2 separate regions of the Mus musculus genome follow, and region 1 is linked to region 2. The links are chromatin loops, found by intact Hi-C in ENCODE. Cell type or tissue: gastrocnemius. All regions are shown on one strand. Links, peaks and the distances in the headings refer to the core of each region. The heading gives the core; the rest is flanking DNA.

Evidence for each region. A loop is a pair of places that touch in the nucleus more often than their neighbours do. Peaks named below come from ENCODE experiments on the same cell type or tissue, not always from the same donor. Only the 100,000 strongest peaks of a DNase experiment are listed, where the experiment ranks them.
Region 1: it touches region 2 in a loop (4-fold over the local background); 2 of 42 quality-filtered maps call a loop at or near these places.

The regions. Positions count from the first base shown.
Region 1 is chr1:81,968,484-81,976,828 of GRCm38, forward strand. No RefSeq gene overlaps it. Among named protein-coding and RNA genes, the nearest start is that of Mir6344, 160 kb to the right of the region's middle. In gastrocnemius, for the core only: no CTCF peak of the experiment used is centred there; no DNase peak of the experiment used is centred there; H3K4me3 peaks cover 199 bases; H3K27ac peaks cover 2,875 bases.
Region 2 is chr1:81,543,226-81,551,570 of GRCm38, forward strand. No RefSeq gene overlaps it. Among named protein-coding and RNA genes, the nearest start is that of Nyap2, 470 kb to the left of the region's middle. In gastrocnemius, for the core only: no CTCF peak of the experiment used is centred there; no DNase peak of the experiment used is centred there; H3K27ac peaks cover 4,047 bases.

The DNA.
Region 1 (8,345 bases), core at 219-8,218, 430 kb after region 2:
ATTGAAAGCTTAAATGGGACGTTACATGAAAAAGCTGCTGGCTAATGACAGAGTGTTTTTGAAATAAAATATGATACTAGAAATCAAGAAAGGGATGTGATATCATACAGTTATTATTGAAATCAAGCTTATTACTAGAGGGACAGTTGCTGTGAAAGAGAAACCCAGGCTAACAGTCCAATTTCCACCCATCTCCAAAGTTTATTGGCATATTTGCAGACTGAAGAAAACATGATACATTTGGTCCGATGTTTAATCAGGGCCTGAAAACTTAGCAAAAAGTGAATGAAAATTTTATTTCTACACAAAAAATTATTGGCAATGTAAAATGTCTTTGAACTTAATTTTATCTCTGTCATCCATAGTTTCTAGGTCTTAACTTCTGTGTGTCTAGTTTCTTTCTTCTCCTCTTTCTTTCTTTCTTTCTTTCTTTCTTTCTTTCTTTCTTTCTTTCTTTCTTCCTTTCTTCTTCCTTTCTTTCTTTCTTCCTTTCTTCCTTTCTTCCTTTCTTCCTTTCTTCCTTTCTTCCTTTCTTCCTTTCTTCCTTTCCTTTCCTTCCTTCCTTCCTTCCTTCCTTCCTTCCTTCCTTCCTTCCTTCCTCCCCTCCCCTCCCTTCCCTTCCCTTCCCTTCCTTTCCCCCCTTCCCCCTTCCCCCTTCCTCCTCCTCCTCCTCCTCATTCTTTTTCTTCCTCAACTTTTGATTTTAGGCTATATTTATATACACTTAAATATATAACAATAATAATTAAATAAATCAAGGCCATGAATTTGAAGGGAGCATGGGAAGAATTGGATGGAGTACAAGAAGGAATAAAATGATGTGATTCAATTTCTTTCAACCTATAATGTTTTTTAATTTTAATTTTTATTTTCCTTTTAATTGAAAATAGATTCTTTGCTCATACAATATATCCTGATTATAGTTTCCTTCTACTCCTCCCAAGATCTCCATAACTCCTTTTCCTTTCTGTCTCTCATTAGAAAAGAATAGGCTTCTAAGAGAAAACAACAAAACACAACAAAATATAATCACATACAACAGAAATCATCACATTGAAGTTAGACAAGACAAACTAACAGAAGGCAAAAAGTCCTATAAGAAGGCACACGAATCAGAGACCCATTCATTCACACACACACACACACACACACACACACACACACACACACACACACAAATTCTAAACCAATGTCCCATAAAAAATACTAAACTGAAAGCTATAATATATATATGCAGAGGACCTGGTGGAGGTCAATGCATGCCGTGGTAGTCTCTATGAGCTTTGTTCAGTTGTCTAGAGGCCCATATTCTCCTGGTATCCTCCATTCTCTCTGGCTCTTAAACTCTTTCTGCCTCCTCTTCCACAGGATTCCTTGAGCTTTGAGGAAAAGGATTTGATAAAGACATCCCATTCAGAGCTGTTGTTCCACGCTATCTGTCTCTGTCTCTCTGTCTCTTCTTTCTCTGCCTCTCTATCTGTCTCCTTGTCTTTCTATCTCTCTGTGTGTGTATAATTTCTGGCTACGGGTCTGCTGCAGAGTGAAACTTCTCTAATGATGGCTGAATAAGGAACTAATGTATGAGTATAGAAGAGTACCATTCAGAGACATTTTATCACTACTTTTTTTTAGACTATTAGACTAGTGGCATTTAGTTTTATACTGTATGTCCCTGGTCTATCTGGTCTCTGATTCTTGGTCATTCAAGCAGTGTCAGGAATGCTTCTATCACTGGAGTGATGGCCTTAAGAGAGATCAGACATTGGTTCTTCTTCAACCTGCCATCTATACAACTACCTATTGATAAATTAAAACAATGAACTGTCCCATGGGTGTCAAAGAGAGGAATCTTCCAAACAGTATCTTTAGTAAAATAAAACAAAACAGACAAACAACAGCAACAATAAACAATAGAAACATAAGCACCTTACAATCACTGGATGCTTCCTTTACTAACCGTCCAGACAAGCTTCCAGTTCCACAGCCAAGCAGTCCCTCCTCCCCGTCTTCAGCACCTAAGAACACTTTCTGCAGGGAGACATTTCAGGAAGATTGGTTCCTACTTCGGCAGCTGCCAGATGCTGAAGTGCCTGTGAGGCTGGTGTGAACTGGCAGAGGAAATAATCTAGCCCAGCTTCTAGCATCATATTCTCTACTTTGAGGAAAAAAAAAAAAAGGTGTGTGGGGGGGTAAGATCAGGGAGGGAATCACTTCTCGGCCTTTTGGCTAAGATCAAGTGAAGATCAGGGAGGGATGGAGTTTTGGAAATACCTTTCTTCCTAGAGACATCTTCCACCCAAGAACAGGTTCTATTTTCTAACCTGCCCTGTCAAAGGACTTACTACTCAAGGTAATAGAAATACTGGTGGTATTTCACCTTTATCCAAATCTCTGCCTGCTAAAAACCAGTGTTATAAGAAAACAATCCATTAGCCAAGGATGTCAACTCAAGCCACTGCCACCCCTACACATGTCTTGTGTTCCCAGCTGAGGTTTTCAACAGGACTGGCTCACAGCTCTATTCTTCCCTCTGCCTCATCTGAAGCGTCACCATCCCTTCCACAGGTTCATCTCAGTAACCTTCCCTGATAAATATTTTGCCTCTTAATCTTATAGAAATTGGTCTGTGGAGAAAGCAAACTCAGCATATAGAGTTCTGGTCATTTGCTATCAATTATGGCCTGGCACCTAGGCTGTGCCTTGAAAAAGGTGATAATCTCAATAGTTATTTGTGTTGCTAATTCTTGCATGGAATGCAGACCATAAAAGTGAGCATGTTTCAAATCAATACAGGAACCTTGATTTTTTTTTTTTTTTTTTTTAGTTAGTCTGGTTAGTATGAGAAGAGTTTTGTTTGTTTATTTGTTTGTTTGTTTTCCCTAAACATATTTTATAAATCACAAGGACATCCTTTATTTTTATTAATTAATTATTTTATTTATTTACATCCCAAATGTTGACCCCTGTCCTCCCATTCTGTCTCCCAGAATTCTTTTCCCCATCTCCCATCCCCTTCCCCTCTGCCATACTCTTCCTCTCCATGGAGTTGCTTCCTGGGTCTCTGGGAAACCAGGAAACTCAATGACACCTAACCCATTTTCATTTACATATTTGGAAAGACTAGTTAAAAGAAAGGTTCTGCCTTCTCTCTAGTCTGTTTTTCCAATGGACCTGGTTGGACATCACAGCATCTGGTTACTTCAGTAAGAGGACCAAACTGGATTAGCAGCCTTCCTTCTTCCACCAGTAACATAGAAAATGATTCACTGACAACATTCTTTTTCCTGTTCCCATGGGGTGGGGGTGGGGGCAGGTTTTACCAGTGTTCTAGATCTTCCTATTGATGTGATAAAACACCATGGGTAAATCAACTTTGGAAGGAAATGGTTTATTAGTCAACAGTTTATAATTTATGCTGAAAAGAAGTCAAGGCAGGAACTAAGTGGAGAAAATGAAGCAGAGAAAACAGAGGACAACTATTATATTGGGTTGTTCTCCATGGCTCATTGAGCCTGAATTCTTATGTGATCCAGTGTCTCCTTCCCAGAGAAGGCACTGCCCACAGTGGGCTGGGCCCTCTACCTCATTCATCTAACAAACAAAATTAGCCACAAGATTGTTTTTGGCTTCCTACAGGCCAGTCCAATGGAGGCATCTTCTCAACTCTGGTTCCTTTTTCCCAATGACCCTAGCTTGCATAAAGTTGACAAAAAGCCAACTAGCACACAGAGACAGCCACCTAATTAATAAGAATACCATTGATCAGCACCATTAGAGACTGAGCAGGTAGCCTATGTCAGAACCTACCAATAAGTCAACCCATTTCCAAAACCCACTTATATTCCCCATCCATTGCTTAGAAACAAAGACCCACTGCTAGCTTGTCTTAACAACTTAAAACACACATTCAGCATCATCTCACAGTTTTTGTTAATGAGGACTCTGTGTGGCTTAGCTCTTTCCCTACGCCAAGGTTTTTTTGTAAGGCTTCCATGAAGCTGTGAGCCTGGGAAAACTTTTCCTCTAGTGGTTCAACTACAGAAAAACCTATCTCTAATGTCCTATGATTATTGAGTCCCTTTCTTGGGGAATAGAGGGCTACAGTTCTCTCACCGTATTGTTGACAGGAGCTGCCTTCAATTTCTTGCCTCTCAAATGTCTCTGCACCCCAGCTCCTTCAAATTCATCAGAAAGAGAGAGTAAGTGGAGAGTTTGTTGGCAAATTGGAAGCTACAGTCTCGTGTGACATAATCACAGAAATGATATCCCAGCACAGCTGTCACGATCTATTAGTTAGAAGCGAATTATAAAGTCTTTCCCACACTCTGGGGAGGGGATTACACAGGGACCACCAGGGGGTTCATATCACCGAGAGCCATGTCAAAAGCTGCCTTTCCACATTGCCATGGTATGAATCTAGACTATTCTCCATGAATTCATTTTTTTTCTCAATGCTCTGTCTGCAGCTTGTGACACTCACATTTGAAGCTGTGATACCTTTAGGAAGTAGGCACTAGCTGGATAAAGGTTAACCAGTTGTTTAGGATGGGTGTTTGGAGGTATAACCCCTAGACACACAAACACACACACACACACACACACACACACACACACACACTGCATCCTGTCCTGGTAATGTGAATAGGAGTTCATCAAACACTCCTGCTACCATTAGTAGGCCTGCTTCATCAGCCCAGCCATATTGGACTGTGACTCTTCAAAACTGTTGAACCAAAATAAGTTCATAAAGTTGTTTCCCTCAGATATTTGTCACAGTAATGAGAAGAGTAACCGATACAGTCCCCAGCAAATTACTCCAAGTTCCCCTCCACTTTCAGTTCTAATATGAGAAAGGAGGGGTACTATTTATTGAGCTCCCTTAGATAGCTGAGGCTCACCCCTGAGATTATTCAGTGCATAGCTGGGCTATCTGTCAACAGAATTAAATCCCTGGTTAATGCTTGAGTGGTTTCTCTGTGCTCTGACACAGTGTGAGGCAGAATCTTGCTAAGGCTATTAACCTTACCCTGCAGTCAATCTTCACTTCACCTTTCCTTGGGGAAACCTGAGAGAATTCACCCCATGTCCTCATCCAAGCCAATGATCTCACATAGCCACATGCTAAGGCCAAATGTATACTTGTCATGCCAACTCTCAGGAGACAGAAATACTGAAGACTCATGTGACGCTGGGCAGGTGGCACTGGAGACTATGTGGCGCCCAAGTCCAAACTGTGTCTTGGTCACGAAGGAGCACTGAGAAGTGTGCCATGTACTTATCACCATGCAGGTCTTGTTCATAAGGAAGAGCATCCAGAGGATAAGATGGCTGAATTACACAACCCCTTCTATGCTCAGGAAGCAGTCTCAAGTGCTGTGCGTAATATAGTGACATTTACACCCTGCAAAAAGACTCCAAAGCTAATTTGGAAGCAGTGAAGTATCACTTGGAACATTTGTCTTACCATCCAAGGCATTGAAATTAATAATAGGCTCCTATAAAATAAGAGCTAATTGTGGATAGATTAACATGTCACCAGGACAGGTACACAGCCAAATATGTAGAATGTTTTATAGAAATATGTTTGGCTGTTTGGTTGCTAAGTTTGTATTTCCTGTTACTATTTTCATTTGGTTACTAACAGCTTTATTGATTTGGGGATAATTTACCAACGTTATAATGCCTATGGTTGTTCCATAAGAATTATAGATCAAAAAGGAAATAATTGGTAGAACACAAATGTTTTCATTGAGATCATTTTCAAGAGGACCAAAATGAGAACTCAGCCAGCATCTAAAATGAAGAACTACACTGTATGAGCCTTGAGCTGCATTGGAGCAGCAGACAAGAAGGTATGAAAATGGACTCAAGAGGAACGTCATGCAGCTTAGACTAGATCATTGCCTAGTCAGTGACTATGTACCTTCTAGCACACAAATCATTCCTCTGGCAAGTTCTAGACATTTCTAGAAGAATTATCTGTGGCAATGTATTCAATAGAGTTAAACTTTCTGTATTCGGGTTGAGTTGACCAGTAGCTGCTTCTAGGAGTATGAAAGTAAACACTTCAGGCCGTACAATCGCTGTGCTGCCTGCTGTGCTGATTCACTACTGACGAGTAGGTACTAAGAGTGTGCAAAGCATTAATGAGCCTGAAATCCCGACATTTTTTCAAATATAATAGGAATATGCTCGTGTTGCTGTATCTGCCAACACAAGTAGAGATTTGTTAGTCAAAGTGTGGTCTGAGCAACGGTAGCTTCTTCACTGCCCGCAGTTTATCTTCTGCTTGCTGGTTTGCTTGGCTTGTGAGAATGCAGAATCATGGATGTAAGCATTATCTATATTTAACAAAACTCCCAGGTAATTTGCCCTCACATCAGAATCTGGGGAGGGCGGGAGGGGGCAGGGTTCTGCCCCTAAATATTTCTTTATAAACCTAATTAGTAAGTACAAAGAAATAAAATTGCAATAGTAGTATCTGCCTGTCTCTTTGTCTCTGTCTCTCTCTGTCTCTCTCTGTCTCTGTCTGTCTCTGTCTGTCTCTCTCTGTCTCTGTCTGTCTCTGTCTCTGTCTCTGTCTCTGTCTCTGTCTCTCTCTCTCTGTCTCTCTCTCTCTCTCTCTCTCTCTCTGTGTGTGTGTGTGTGTGTGTGTGTGTTCAGTAGAGATACTACAGATTACAATATTATTCAGATAATCTTCCAGGGAAGATTTCAAGGCAGAGGGAAAGCCCTAGAACTAAATTTACTGCAGCCCTCTAAAGTGGGACTCATTTTACTGAGATCTTTCTTTCCATGAGAGATAGCTTTACCCTTAAGCTCTGAACATATTAGGGAGACGATTTATTACCAACCCCAGAAAGGGCCTTCATGTTAAACGAAATAACTCTGCTGAAGCTCTAGTTGATGTTAAACTGGTTTGTGTATTAATTCCATGGTTATAAATAAAATTTCAAGAGCATATCCCTCAGAAAGAATGTATAAAATCTGCACTAGGCTAATAGATATAACACCAGTTTAGAGTGAGCATCTGGAAGCTGGTACCCATGCAGTATTTTATGTGAGGCAGATTCTGAATTGAGACAGTAGCCTGCCCACATATACTATTCTATAGAGTAGTATTCTTTGCTTACACAGATTTTAGATTCTAGGAATATGTGACACATGCATTACAAAGATCTGGGTGCCTGTACCTGGTACCCACACTTATATCTTTTATATAATCACTTCTACTATAACCTAAATCATCCATGGCAGGAAAACCAAGGTATACCTTTCGTTGTGGACATTTTTGTGTCTGTTTACTTTCAAGACTGGCATATATGCCCTCCTTTCCAATATTAACAATAAAATTTTATATGTGGGTTTACCTTCCACTTAACTGCTAAACAAAATGCATCCAGAGAATGCTACTTCCTCTCCAGGATGGAAAAAAGAAAAGCTAACCATGAACCCAGGAATAGTGAGAAGTTCATAGAATCAGTCATAGGTTGGTCAAACACAAACTGAAATACAGATGGTGACTGGTTGAAATTCTAGGGAAAAGATTGCTATTTGTTTATTCAGACTTGGAATTTAAAGTGTAGAGTTGGGATAGCCATTTTGAAACCACAAAGAGATGGCCTGAATAGAAAGAATCTTAGTAGATCTTCAGTTTAGTGATTGAAAAGGCATGCCCAGGTTCATATGCCTCTCAGAACATCAACCACAAGCCTTACCTGAAGACAGGCATCAACTGTGCATTCCAGAAGGTAAAAAAAATAGTTCCTTCTGTCCAGGAAAGCAGACCCTCCACATGCTTCTTAGAACCAACCGAGTGTTCACAAATGAATTTATTCTTACATGAGTATTCCAAGAGAAAGGGAGAAATATTGGTTTAAATACTGTAAAATAAAGAAGTGATAAAAAGTTCAGAGTACAAAATGGCATCAAATTAGGCGTAAATACTCCTCAGAAGTCCATACTTCCTTCTTTCTTCTTTCTCTACTACATGCCAATTTTTGTAGATATACATAGAGCTCAGAAATAAACATAGCTGTTATCTCTGTAGTCAATAAAAATGTTATCATCTCTGACCATAACATTATCCATTATTTAAATAAAAAGTCAAAATATTTCCAAACATAGCATTTAAATATTCACTCTATTTTACAGATATACTAAGACTAGGCTTTAAAAAAAAAAAGGAAGCTATATCATGCCTTCTTAAATAACTTCCTCTATTTAAAAATCTTATTTCTATAGATAAAAATGTGGGAACAGAGTAAATGAAGGGGAAAAGTAAGTAAGTTCCTCTATGATGCCTGCAATGAGAATATAGTATTAGTAGTGACTTCAGTCATTCT
Region 2 (8,345 bases), core at 116-8,115:
AAGTATTATTGGCTATAAATTACATTGATATACTCTTCAACAAAGTAGATAAGAAGGATTTATAACTTTTAAAAGAAAAAGAGAAGCAATTGATTCACTTAAAAACTAATGTCAACACAGCAATCTTTATTGTATGTGGAAAAAGATAAAAATTATAGAAACTGCTGACACTTATATAAATTAGTTGTGTTTACGCTCTAATGGGTGTGGTAAAGTTGAATAGTGCTCACACATAAACATTCATTTCCCCTTCTCAGAGTCCCAGGAGAATTTGGTTCTCTCAGTCTTGTACTGGGTATTGCTAAGCAGTGGATAGGTTAAAGACCAGAGAGAGAGAGAGAGAGAGAGAGAGAGAGAGAGAGAGAGAGAGAGAGAGAGAGGAAAAGAGAAGAGAGAGAGAAACATGACTTAGAAACTCAAGTATTTAAATGAGAGTAAAAGATGCCCCCCCACACACACACACACACAAAGCTCTCAGCTCTATACCCTGTCTAATGGTAACCAGGAGAGGAAAACATGCCAGAGGCAAAGCTATGGTTGGAAGGATCATGAATTACCATGTCATTACATAGAGGACAATCTTAGAAGTTGCTTGGATCCACACAGGCCTTTCCATGACTAAGAAATAAGTCTCCGTGTGATTTTTAACCCACTGAGACGTGTTTCATTACTACCTGATACCTCTTTGCAGCTAAGACTGAGTTAATAAATGTGGTATTTATGATATTTCCAAGTAAAGTCTATCACAAAAGTATCTAGGCTTTTATATAAGCATACATTCATTTTTCTTAAATAAAATCTTATTAGAAGCAGAGGCAAAAACTAAATAGTCAAAAAGGGAACCATGGAGCTAAAATTGGTTCAAAGATAGAAATTTTAATCCTTATGAAGTCAGGAATATGAACACAATGTGCAAGAATTAGTACTTCAGATGTGTTGGCAACAATCTTCTAACCGTATATGGCTATATATGGTGTTTGAGGCTTACCTTCTGCTGCGTCTGTATTCTATAGTAACCAGTAGCTCTAATATACAGAACATTACAGTTAAGTGGGAAATGTGAATAGAAACTAAGGAGATAAAGTTTGAACATCTTATTTCAGGGGGAGGCGCAGGAAATGGCAAAGAGAGACTAAACTCACTCTTTGACAGAAGTCCTTGGGGGGATTTTAATACAATCTGTGTCTTTATGTCAACATTATATTCATTTAAATATTCATCTAAAAATAACAAGTTTTGAAAATTGAAATGACCTTTCCTAAGAATAAAGCATTTTGAAAGATCTGTTTGTTTTTTTTTTAAAGAGATTTTTCTTCATTTAGGAGTCCTTCTACTTGTAAGAGCTCCAGAATGACTACGGAGAGAGGTCAGGAGAGATAGGAATGTTGAGTAGCAAATGTGCTTGTCGCTTGACACTACTGTGTTATGAGATTGATTGGTTTTCTTCATATCTTGTAACATCAGTCCAGTGGAAGGTATGAGGTGGCAATATATGCAGAAGCTCATATCAACTCATGTGGGCATACTCACTGTGTTCCCTCAGCATCTCCTATTAAGTTGAAACATGGATATTTTGAAATGGACTAGAATTCTAGGGAGTAATTTTTTTTAACTTTTTTTGTCTTAAATTTACTGTTGCAATTGCATTGCTACATGTGTATATTTGTCTCTGTTTCTGTGAGGACAGAATAAGAGCAAACATTCTCTCACTCAGCTGTTAGCAGAATACCCCACTTCCGAAGGAGAAGAAGAAGAAGAGGAAGAGGAAGGAGGAGGAGGAGGAGAAGAAGAAGAATAAAGATGCAGTGCCTACAACTTATGCTTAAGCTGAACCTGTGGGTATATTTCATTACACACTAAAGAGGGCATAGGACAGTCAGTGTAACAGTGATATGATGTGAAGTGGTTCAATTTGACATTGATGTCTGTGGAGATGGATCGCAAAAGCTAGGAGCCAAGGAATGTCGATGCCCTTTAAGAGGTAGAAATGGATTCGCTCTGGGGCTCTGCAAAGGAATGCAGCCCTGCTGACACAAGGACTTTGTCCCTGAGAGAGACCATGTCAAATTCTTAACTTTCAAAAACATGAGATAATGAGTTTATTTTTAAGCTACTGGATCAATGCTTGTTTGTTTTAATGGTGTGTAAGAATAATCTGGAAATGGCCCATCAATGTTTGAGAAGGCCCATCAAGGAGCTCAGCCACTGTTTTCATGTAAACGGAGGGGCTTTGAGTGGTAATTTTAATATTAATGAGCTTTGTTCTCCAAACCATAGTATTTGGGGAAACAGAATCTAATTCCTAAGAGAACAAGCTAGGCATTTCTTGGGCTCTGTTTTGCTAAGAAAGAGCACTGTCTGGAACAACAGAAAGAACAATGTTCTCCTTGGAGTCTATCTGTACTCAGTCTCTAACTGAAGAAGAATAAATCACACCAAGCAAGGTTTACTAAATGTCAGACATGAAGTTCACCCTTTGGTTGGATCTGGTCCTAAGCAGAGAAGGTTATTTAATACTGAGGCAGACTTTAAATTTGTCAACCCAATCAGGGAGGACTTTGATGCGGGGCTTCTTGCTTTGCAGGCTCTGGTTGACGACAGATTTTTAATTTATGCATATACTTAGTTTCTTGGTACTTTTAAAAATCCTGGTTCTGCCTATGTGCGCATCCTTTGTATGGTGATGTGGTAGTCCAGACCTGTGAGAAAGCTCCACAATCACTTGCTTCCCCTCCCTGCTCCACTATTGCATTAAGTTTCATGTTTACAACATTCTAACTCTGTGTTAAGAAAAACAACCCTGGTCACCAAAGCTTATGGAGCCTTCTACATTTCCCAAGGTGATAGTCATGAAGAAGGCAGGCACTGAAACCAAACATTCTAACACTTACTTTATGAAGTAGGGCCATTCATCTACCTGGGTATGAGAATAGTTTATTTAGAGCAAAAGTCACCGGAGGAAATCCAAACCCTTAGAAAGGGCTGTGGAGGCACATCTTTTTCAGGCCACCTAAAGCTCTAGTTGGGGGAGGAGCAAGATGAACATAGCACAATAAAGTGAGAGGACTAATGAAGAAGTTCAGAGGATACCGAAAAAGTTTGGGAACTGTTAAATGACAATCACTAGGATTTCTTATAGAACTTTAATCAGTTCATCCTTTGACACTGAAGTCATTCAAAAGTTGCTAATTGGAATTTGAAGGGGTCATTAAGCCCTTACTTCTGGTTTTATTTAATGGACAGTCTATTAAATTAGGATCTAGAAATATCTCATTGCAAGGACCGGGAAATGGCCTAGTACATAAAAGCACCTGCCACCCAACTTGATGAACTGAGTTCAATTCACCAATGCTTCATGATAGAAAAAGAGAATCAATTCCAAACAGCTAAGCTATCCTCTCTCTCTCTCTCTCTCTCTCTCCCTCTCTCTCTCTCTCTCTCTCCTCTCTCTCTCCTCTCTCTCTCTCTCTCACACACACACACAAACACATAGTTTAAATAAATAAATGTAATTTTTAAAAAATATCTGAATGTATAGTATAAAATCCACAATGATGATTAAATGAGGTCAGAATATATTTTAATCATAATTGAAATAAGGCTTTAATGTTACAGCAGCTATATACTTAGTTGCTTTTTTTGCCTAGGGGTGGCTGAGAAAGGGGCAACTGAACTGAGACTCAGGAATGGAAATATCATCACACAATACTGCCACTAGAATGGGTTAGACTTTGGCAATTATTCTACGTCTAGATCTTAGTCTCCATGAGTTCAAAGGCAAATACTAAATTTTGCTCTGCCAGCCAGTAAGAAATTTCACAACCTGCTGTAGCTTTTTGTGTGGTCAACTGAGATACAAGCACAAACACCAAATGCACAGAATTTATAGTCTAATTTCCCTCATGAATAAATGACACATGTGTCTGCTATAAATCATTGCAATATGTGAAGGCAGTTTAATACCTGCAATTATGTGCTCTTTACCTGTATGCTACTTAGTAGTTTTAAAATTAAGTTTAGTATGATTAAAAGCAATTAGAAAATTAATTTTAAACGAACAAATAATCCAACTATGGTTAAGCATACAGTTAAAATTTTAAGAAGTAATTTTCATGTGAAGACAAATTAAAATACTCTTAGTAGTTTCAATCATAAATTGAAAAAAAATTAAAGTCAATTAAATTATGCTCTAAAAGCCTGCATTGAATAATACATACTGTGTGGGGTAACCATGGCTCTCTTCATGGTGCCCTCTAGATGTTCCCATGTAATACTCAGAATATAAGACCAGATTTGAAGTGAAGCAGAAACTTGTTCCAGAAAACATTGATCTGTTGTATCGTTTTATTAGTTTCTTTTGTGTTTCTCTTTGTATTTGGTCATTTATTTTAATGCCAAAGATCGAACCCAGGGCTTCCTGCACACACAGTCTATCTCTGGGCTGTATCTCCAACTGAAACTACACATTTTTAAATACTGACATAGAAAAAAAGCAAAGTTAACCCTGGATGAGAATTAGAGAAAAGAGATTGGTTTTGTTAATGTCCCCAGCTAAACACAGTTGTAAGCATGACCCTATCAGAATAGCTTCTGTTCTCTATTTTCATTCCCTGCTTTCTCTATATTTCTCCTTCTAATGCTATCCTTTCTCAGAGGCTATTTCTCATTAACAAGTGATGCGTTCCCCTCAAGCTTTGGAAACTACCTCCCATTAATCCTTCCATGCATCTTCTGATGCTCTGTATTACAACTTTTACAATTGAAGCTGAGAAACCCAAACGTAGATAAGATGAACCATAAGGGAAAAAAGCCAAAGGGCTGCCTCAAGCAGAAGGCAGGCTTTTTCTAAGTTTGTGGAATCAAATCATACTTGGTTCCTTGTTCCTTGTGTTCTCTTTCATTTAATTCCACAGGCCTGTGCCTGTTTTGGTGTAATTATCTACTCTCTTGATACATGGACTAGACTTTGGAAATAATCTATAAAGTTAAATTTCAAAAGTGAGTTTAGTCACTTCCAACAGGCATTTGAAGATGAACACCACCTTCCTTTGGTTCATGCATATTTTGGTCTTACAAACTATAATATTCTATATGTTTCAGTAGTGGAAGAGGTACAAAATACTGAAGCCTACAGCACAGTGCCCTGGCTGAAACTTCTAAAATTATATGAAGATATTCAGAGAAGGAAGACAGAAAATTATTCTTACAAAAACATTTTGAGACAAAAAATTGTATTTATATTCGTACAAGTGTGCTTAGACGCTTCCAAAATGATTCAAAGATGAAAGAATCTTTTCATATTAATTGACAACTAAGGATGTGAGGTAGCATTAGACTACAACTGCCATATTTGATCTCCTCCTGTGTGATTAGAACAAACTCATAACTATCACTGGAATAATGGCTACAGTTTTGTGTCTGTCATATACCCCTCCTCTTTAAGAGTTTTGTTGCTTATTTGGGAACCACTTCATCCATTGCACTAGGCATCTTATAGAGCATACCTGATATCATAAAATCTCATCCCCACCCACCTCTGAACTGATACTTTCTGAGTCTACTTTGCCCTCTCTGCTCCTTTATATTCAACATTGTCTGCTCCGTCATACTATCATTCCTAGAACTGCATGATCACTCTCCCACATATTTAAGGGTTTTGATAAAACAATGTCCTTTCGGGGAGGATGATAGCAATAATTCTATGCAAAAGAAGCCAAGGAATAGGTGCTCTCTATTAATTAGCCACTCTAATGTTTTATGGTACTTATCAATACTCAGCAACCTGTCATGCTGTGTTTCTTCCTTTTCTTTCTTTACCTGTGGGTTTCAGGACAAGAACTGATTTGCTTAATGCCACATTTCAGCACCCAGGACAGTGCCTGGCCTATTGTCCTTACATAATAAATCGCTGTTAAGAATGAACTAAGAAATAGTCTTGGGTCCAATGCAGACTTGTGACCCCAAGCTGTGTGTATCACAATACTGTTACAGTGCTGGTCAGACAAAGCATGCAAGGTGATTCGCTAATGACAGAACCAGTAAACCTGATTTGCTGTTTGTTTTTTTGTTTTGTTTTGTTTCTTTGCTTGTTTGTTTTATTTTACTTGGTATTTATTTCTAGTACCTAAAATTGCTACTGTTCAGAAAGCTTCTAGGTTGTTTTTTGATGTTGTTATTGTTGATGATATTGTTGCTGTTTTATAATAAGTATTGAGTGCACTGCAAACTGTACTTGATAAATATTGAATTTTTAAAAAATACAATCGTGAAAACTTTTATTTATCTTATTTGAAGTTTGTCAATTTGAAAAATGTCAAATAGATAGTAGTCTGACTACTTTTTTCATTGATCCATGTACTTAATGAGTAATTATAGTTGAGAACCTATATAATATATCTGTCATCAATTCAGCATTTATTCTGTAGCCAACATGTTTATCCACATTTCAACAGATCCAGAGAACCTCAGAACTGAACAGTCAGGCCTTAGCCACTTATTCTAGAATTTTGGATACTAATACGCAATAGAAAGTCATGTGTGGTCTGGTTTACGTAAGTTTTGTCCTTTGCCCATTAAATTTTAGTATTTACATATTCACAAATAGACGTGCAGCTGTGAACCTGAGACCAAATTAGCAGTTGGTGGTGACTAAAGATTCCATAGCAGGTGCAGCCCTTAAATTATCTTGTCTCACATTCCGCATGAGGCAACAAGAGCAATATCCAGGCCACATTCTGTCACCAGAGTCTGACACAAGCAAAGGCTCACATCCAATGTAGAAGGTCATGCCCAGTGGCAGAAAATTGGTGGCTTAAACACTACTAGTGAGATACTTTGACTCACATGAGAATAAGTTTTCAATCACGATAGCAATAATGTTGATGTAATAATTTCACTGGTTACGTTGCGTCTGTGTTTAAAATGTAAATGACATGTTCTTTCACCAGAAAGGGTTATATAGTGTCCCAAAACAGTATTCAGAGACATAGATCAGAAATTGCTAATCTTACCAAATGTATGTGTGGATGTGTGAGGCATAACATGGCATCTTAGTCACCTTGCCTTCAATAACTTATTTAGAAAAGCTATAGGGAATGATGAGACAGAGACAGCAGAGAGGCGGGAGAAGGAGAAGGAGAGAGAGAAGCAATTTTAAGTATAGTAGCAGCATCGTTATAAAGCCTATGGCCATATATATGGAAGTTACAATGTGAGTAATTGTATATACAATTTAAAGACTTCTCCATCCACTACTTAATCCTCATACCACTTCTTAGAAACAAGATACAATATAATAACTACTTCTATTATAGAATTGTGGGTATGAAGTACATAGAGCAATAGAAATATGTTGAAGGTTAGTATTTATTGAACTTCACAAAGAATCATGAGAACTTATTTCGAATGAGTTCAGAATTGTCTATGTTCTAATCAGCAACATGGTTATTCATTCATTGAACATGTTAAGTTTCTGATATGTCTCAAAATCAACCTGGACTTCATACAGAAGCATACGGTAAAGTCATGGCCTCATTGTCAACAGGAGGATGAGACTATTCCCTCTTGAAGAACTAACCAGAGCCATAGGCAATGAGTGAGAAGAAGTCTTTTCGGTAAGTTGCTAGGAAATGGCTTTCAGATGAAGTGTTTTAGGTGACATTGCCTATACTGGTAATCAGCCAGACATACAGAAAACTGTCTAAGGTTTATTAAATAGTGAGTTTTTTCTCTTGTGTGCTTAATCAAAAGGAAAGGGAAATTTAGTAAGAGTGGATTAGACCAAAGAGAGGATGAGGTTAAAGAATCAGACAAGAGATTCAGACCCAGAGGAAACCTACAGGTAGGGATTTCTGTCCACCCTGGACAAGCACTGGAGGCTTAACATCACCATATGGCATTCACATGACTTAGAAAATGGTGTGGCCTGTTACATAATGTAAACATCCTCTATTTTTCTTTAATTACTGTCTACAGGTACTACACACCTGACAATCAATAACTACTGTGGGAATATATGGTCCACTCCCAGGAGCAGTGTTTACAGAGATATAATTTGACATTTTTTAATACAATGGATATGTACTTATAGAAATATAAATGAAAAATTATATGACAGGACACAGAAAATGAAGCACAAAATAACAAAAATGGTTTAACCAGATGAAAATTTAATATAATATTGTTTCGTATTTGCAAATTCTGACAACGTGTTGAAACATAATTTAAACATTTGAGATATTTTGATAGGGCGTTTTTCTTTTACTTTTTATAAGATATTTGCTTGCATTGTTAAAATGTGTGGTTTATTTGATTATTTAAATATTATAGAAGTTACATATAAAAGT